2 separate regions of the Homo sapiens genome follow, and region 1 is linked to region 2. The links are chromatin contacts, found by Hi-C or POLR2A ChIA-PET in ENCODE. All regions are on one chromosome and are shown on one strand. Each heading gives the region's core, a stretch centred on a gene start or an enhancer-like site at or near the end of the contact. The rest is flanking DNA. Distances are from core to core; before and after follow the strand shown. Region 1 overlaps UBE2O (ubiquitin conjugating enzyme E2 O). Region 2 overlaps RHBDF2 (rhomboid 5 homolog 2).

Region 1 (2,700 bases), core at 174-2,673, 73 kb before region 2:
GCTGGAGAGGCATGCTGGCGTGACGGTGCCACTTTTCTAAATCAAAGAATATTCTGTGCCTGTAACCCTCTGTGCCCAAATCTCCACTCTGAGATACGGCATTTTTTTGTGCTGCCCCACCCTATCTTAATCCCCTGCTCCCATTTTAGACTTCAAAAAGCCACAATTGCTCCCAGAGAAGCCAGAAGCGGCAGGACAGGAGAATCCAATGCAAGGGGGGCTGCACCATGTGTGGCAGGAGGGCTGCCTCCACCACTTGGGGGTCCCTGAGAGAGCAGCCAGGAAAGGAGGAGAGAAGAACGCAGACACAGACCTAAATCAGTGCCGTCACTGATGAAACACCCTGTTCAGCCTAACAGCACCCTTGGGAGTGCAGGGGAAACCGAGGTGTCAACTCTGAGGCTGAAGCAGAAAAAAACAGCTGGTGAAAGCTGGCATCATGGCAAGGCCAGAGGCTGGCAGGGCAGGCAGTGCCCAGTGCTCCCAGGAGAGGGAGGCTGGCAGCAAATGCCATTCTTCCCGTGGGGTCTCCAGACAACAGCAGCTCCACCTCACCAGGATGCTGCCTCCAGGGGCTCTTCTGACCTTTCTATGACAAGGAGTTACATTTCTCCAAAGACCTGATGGTGCTGGGAGCAGAGTGGGAGCGACAAGGGGCTGGGGGATGGTAACATGGTGGCTACACTCCCTTCCACTGGGAATTAGAACCCAAGACAACGGCATGTGGAAGGACTTAGGATGACTTGGGAGGCTCTTGTGACTTTCCTTCCTAACTTCCTATACCCCACCCATACTGGGCACTGGCTTTCTCCAAATAAGCCCATACCCTCCCATCTGTGAGCCACTCCACTGAACAGTTACTTCCAAATGTCCTCCTCTCCCTGCCCCCGTATGCACAACCTGCTTCACAAAGCCTTTCAGTGCCCCCGTCAGGAAGGAACCGACGTGCTCCTGGCGAATGCAAGAGCTCTGGAGTTTTTCGCCTCATGCTAACCAGGTGCTTCCTACCTGGCAGACAGTTCTCCAAGCGTTTCACTGTCTTCGCCCATGAGGTGCTCCACAACCCATGAAGCACATCACTGCCATGCTCATTTTGCAGATACGCAAACTGAGACCAAGAGAAAATAAGCAACTCATTCAATGTCACAAGTAGTGGAGCTGGGACCTGAACGCAGGCAGTTTGGCTCCAGAGTCCATTCTCTTAACCAAATAAAAAGCTCATCTCTCCCCAGAGCTACAGAGACAGGGAAAGACTTCTGGCAGGTCTACACATTTAAAGACAGTGATTCTTCTGCTTATGAAAGAAAGAAAAACTCTCTTCATTTCTGAGGCAAGTGGAAGGCAGCAATGGTGGCCACTGACTGCGGATGCCTGCTAGGCACAGTTTGCCCTCCACTTCCCCTTCTACCTCCAAAGAGCAAATGACAGGTGCCAGCCGGCCTGGCAGGTGAACACTAGAGGGCACTGTGCCCACTCTGGGAAAGCACCAGATTTGTGAACAAAACTAAACCTTGGAATAAACCCAATCCCTACTGTTAAGGGGTGCCCTGCTTGTAGTTTAAAAAAAAATTGTTACTAGGAGGGGATCTGGGGTCGGGGGTGAAGAGATTTCAACTGTCCTCATGGGCTCTGAAATTCTAAACAACCTCAGAGTTGGTGAGCTATTTATTGTCTAACATTTCTTTTTTTTTTTTGAGATGGAGTCTCACTCTCTGGCCCAGGCTGGAGTGCAGTGGCGCGATCTCGGCTCACTGCAAGCTCCGCCTCCCGGGTTCACGCCATCCTCCTGCCTCAGCCTCCTGAGTAGCTGGGACTACAGGCGCCCGCCACCACGCCCGGCTAATTTTTTGTATTTTCAGTAGAGACGGGGTTTCACCATATTAGCCACGATGCTCTCGATCTCCTAACCTCGTGATCTGCCAGCCTCGGCCTCCCAAAGTGCTGGGATTACAGGCGTGAGCCACCGCGCCCAGCCTATTGTCTATTTCTTAGAGAGTCGTAACTATCAGAGGTTTCTGAACAGAAAAAGGACAAGACAAGATGCCAAAATGCTAACAGTGTCTCTAAGCCAGAAGGGGTGGTGGCTGGTTTAAAATGAACACACACTACTTTTTTTTTTTTTGAGACAGAGTCTCGCTTTGTCGCCCAGGTTGGAGTGCAGTGGCACGACCTCAGCTCACTGCAACCTCCGCCTCTGGGGTTCAAGTGATTCTCCTGCCTCAGCCTCCTGAGTAGTGGGATTACAGGCATGCACAACCATGCCCGGCTAATTTTTGTATTTCTAGTAGAGATGGAGTTTCACCATGTTGGTCAGGCTGGTCTCCAACTCCTGACCCCATGACCTGCCCTCCTCAGCCTCCCAAAGTGCTGGGATTACAGGCGTGAGCCACCGCCCCTGGCAAACACACACCACTTTGCACACATGTGACTCAACAGTGGGGCTGCCCAGTGGAACCCAGGACCGACATCCTCTGTGCCTCCTCTGGAAACAGGAGCAGCAAACAACACAGTTGCCCTCCGAGGAGAGGGATTCTGGCACATGCTAAGCGCCCATTCTCCTGCAGGGGGGATGCAGACAGACAGACGCAGAGAAGGTGGTACCAAGTGCCATGAAGAAAAACTAGGCCACATGGGGGCCAGCAGAGGGAGAGCACAGTGAAGAATTTTAAATGTGTGGTCAGGAAAGGCCCCTCCGAGGTG
Region 2 (2,866 bases), core at 223-2,722:
TGACGCTCTTCAAGTAGGCTGGGTTCTTCCTCTTGGGGAGGAAGGAGGGAGGGCAGGCGGTGGTGTGTGCAGCCCAGGTCCTGGGCTGGCTTTTCTTTAGCCTCCTATTCTGAAAACCCTGAGAACAAACTTCAACCCTGATTTATGCCCCAATTTGCTTTCATTTGGAAATATATATATATAATGTGTGTGTGTGTGTGTGTGTGTGTGTGTGTGTGTTTGTATATGTATATATATATATATATATATTTTTTTTTTTTTTTTTTTTTTTTTTTTGGAGATGGAATCTCACTGTATTGTCCAGGCTGGAGTGCAGTGGTGTGGTCTCGACTCACTGACACCTCCGCCTCCCAGGTTCAAGCGATTCTTCTGCCTCAGCCTCCTGAGTAGCTGGGACTATAGGCATGTGCCACCACACCCGGCTAATTTTTGTATTTTTAGTAGAGACGGGGTTTCACCATGTTGGCCAGGCTGGTCTCGAACTCCTGCCTGACCTCAAGTGATCTGGCCGCCTCGGCCTCCCAAAGTGCTGGGATTACAGGCATGAGCTACCATGCCCGGCCTATATATATATTTTTTGGGACAGAGTCTTGCTCTGTTGCCCAGGTTGGAGGGCAGTGGCACCATCATAGCTCACTGGAGCCTCGACCTCCCAGGCTCAAGCAAGCCTTCTACCTCAGTGTCCTAAGTAGCTGGGATTACAGGCATGTGCCACCACACCCAGCTCTTTTTTAATTTTTTTTGCAGAGACAGAGTCTTGCTATGTTGTCTAGTCTGGTCTCGAACTCCTGGGCTCAAGTGATCTGGCTGCCTCAGCCTCCCAAAGTGATGAGATTACAGGCATGAGGCGACCTCGCCCAGCCTCATTCTGAATTTAAAATCGCCATTGTCTAACTTTTCTCCGTCAAGGCCAGCGTGTGTTTTCCTAACTCCTCATCCAGTCCCTCCCCTCTGCACCATGACGCTCCTGCCTGCTGCTGTGTCTTCTGCAGAGCTCTCGGGTGAACGGGGGGCGTTAACATCGCTTCCCTTTATACTCCAGACTGTGCAGGAAGCCCACGCTGCCACAAGCCGGTTTTCAATGAGCTCTTTATGGGGCACTAGACCAGACTGTCAGAAACACTGATCTGTTCTCGTCCTCCCAAAGGAAGCGGACACTGCCTAGGCGGGCTGCTGATGCCAGGGAGACACTGTCCCCTGCTCACCCATGTCAAAGAAAGCCCCCAGCCCTCAGAAGAGAGACTGAGAGTCCAGGCCTAGGGGGTGAAATGAGAACAGCCAGGGCCCCAGGGTTACCAGCAAGCACTTTCTTGGGGCTGGCCCTTCCTGTGTGCCCCTGACCACGATGAGAGTGAGCCCGGTTCCTGGCTTTACTCCCTGTGATATTTCGGGCCCAGGAAGGAGGGGGTAGGGCCCGAGTCAAGGGCTGCACAGACAGCAGCTGTGGCTCAGGAAGGAGCCCCTCTGGGAAGTGAAACTGACCAGAAAGTGTCACGTGGGTACATCTGTTACCTACGGCAGAACAGTGAGCCCCCAGGCCAGCCCCCTTACCTCAGGCAGCATGCTGTCCTGCTCGCCAGGGGCCTGGGTCTCTTTCTCGGGTGGCGGGATGGTGATGGAGAGGTTGGGTGGCTTCCGGCTCTGCAGGCGGCTGCTGGACACAGAGGACACGCTCCCGCCATTCTTGTCAGCAGAGGCCATTGTGGGCAGGAGGCGGGAGGGCTGGAATGGAGACCGGGAGAGCAGCGGTGGGCGGTGCGGGGTGGCGCAGTGTCAGGACCCTGACGCCAGGGCACGCAGCCCAGACCAAGAACCAACTTGCCTAAAGTTGGTTCAAACATCTCTGGGCGGCTGGGCGCGGTGGCTCACGCCTGTAATCCCAGCACTTTGGGAGGCCGAGGTGGGGGGATCACGAGGTCAGGAGATCGAGACCATCCTGGCCAACATGGTGAAACCCCGTCTCTACTAAAAATACAAAAAATTAGCTAGGCGTGGTGGCACGTGCCTGTAATCCCAGCTACTCGGGAGGCTGAGGCAGGATGGCTTGAACCCAGGAGGCAGCGGTTATAGTAAGCCGAGATCGCGCCACTGCACTCCAGCCTGGCGACAGAGCAAGACTCTGTCTGAAAACACACACACACACACACACACACACACACACACACACACACACACACACAAAACCAAAAACAAACCATCCCTGGGGACTAAACCCAGCCTGAACCAGGCTGAACCTCAGGCCCAGTGGTTGGAGTGAGGTCTATTTCTGACCATCATTTGCATCCCGGACCATATGGGTCTGGGAGGTCCTCAACTTACTACCTCATTCAATTTCTGATCTCTCCGCTTGAGGCAAGAACCAAACCCTGAAAAGAGCATGAAGATGCAGGCCAGGGACGGTGGCTCACACCTGTAATACCAGCACTTGGGGAGGCCGAGGTGGGCCGAGAGATGAGAAACCTACTGTGCTGGTCCCTGTCCCCCAAGGCCACCCAGTTTATTTTTCTTGTCTTTTTTCTGTAGAGGTGGGGGTCTCTCCATGTTAGCCAGGCTGGTCTGGAACTCCTGGGCTTAAGCCATCTGCCTGCCTTGGCCTCCCAAGTGCTGGGATTACAGGTGCAAGCTCACTGTGCCCAGCCCCAGTTCATTTTTCAAAGATAACTAAAACTGGCTGGGTGCGTGGCTCATGCCTGTAATCCCAGCACTTTGGGAGGCCGAGGTAGGTGGATCACCTGAGGTCAGGAGTTTGAGACCAGCCTGGCCAACATGGTAAAACCCTGTCTCTACTAAAAATACAAAATTAGCCAGGTGTGGTGGCGCATGCCTATAATCCCAGCTACTTGGGAGGCTGAGGCACGAGAATTGC

What was found. Hi-C counts contacts between places; a loop is a spot of excess contacts on that map. ChIA-PET counts read pairs that join two places held with the same protein, here RNA polymerase II (POLR2A). Pooled maps may share reads with other maps.
Region 1: a pooled map shows a loop between it and region 2 (3-fold over the local background). The contact joins two enhancer-like sites. A Hi-C loop is called at or near these places in 2 of 168 maps with a recorded cell type or tissue (cardiac septum and thyroid gland) and 4 of 50 pooled maps. POLR2A ChIA-PET finds 5 or more read pairs at or near these places in 4 of 52 experiments (GM10248, HCT116, HEK293 and 1 more).

The regions. Positions count from the first base shown.
Region 1 is chr17:76,407,293-76,409,992 of GRCh38, forward strand. All of the region lies in intron 1 of UBE2O (ubiquitin conjugating enzyme E2 O), which reads right to left. Among named protein-coding and RNA genes, the nearest start is that of SPHK1, 24 kb to the left of the region's middle. Within about 2 kb of position 1,424, at least 3 of the 41 ENCODE cell types and tissues checked have a DNase peak (open chromatin) inside an H3K27ac peak, as active enhancers do.
Region 2 is chr17:76,479,824-76,482,689 of GRCh38, forward strand. RHBDF2 (rhomboid 5 homolog 2) reads right to left here. Exons shown (of 19, transcript NM_001005498.4): 3 at 1,552-1,722; 4 at 1-31. The coding sequence starts at 1,701. Among named protein-coding and RNA genes, the nearest start is that of AANAT, 14 kb to the left of the region's middle. RefSeq lists silencers at 950-1,019, 1,840-1,939, 2,000-2,049. Within about 2 kb of position 1,473, at least 14 of the 41 ENCODE cell types and tissues checked have a DNase peak (open chromatin) inside an H3K27ac peak, as active enhancers do.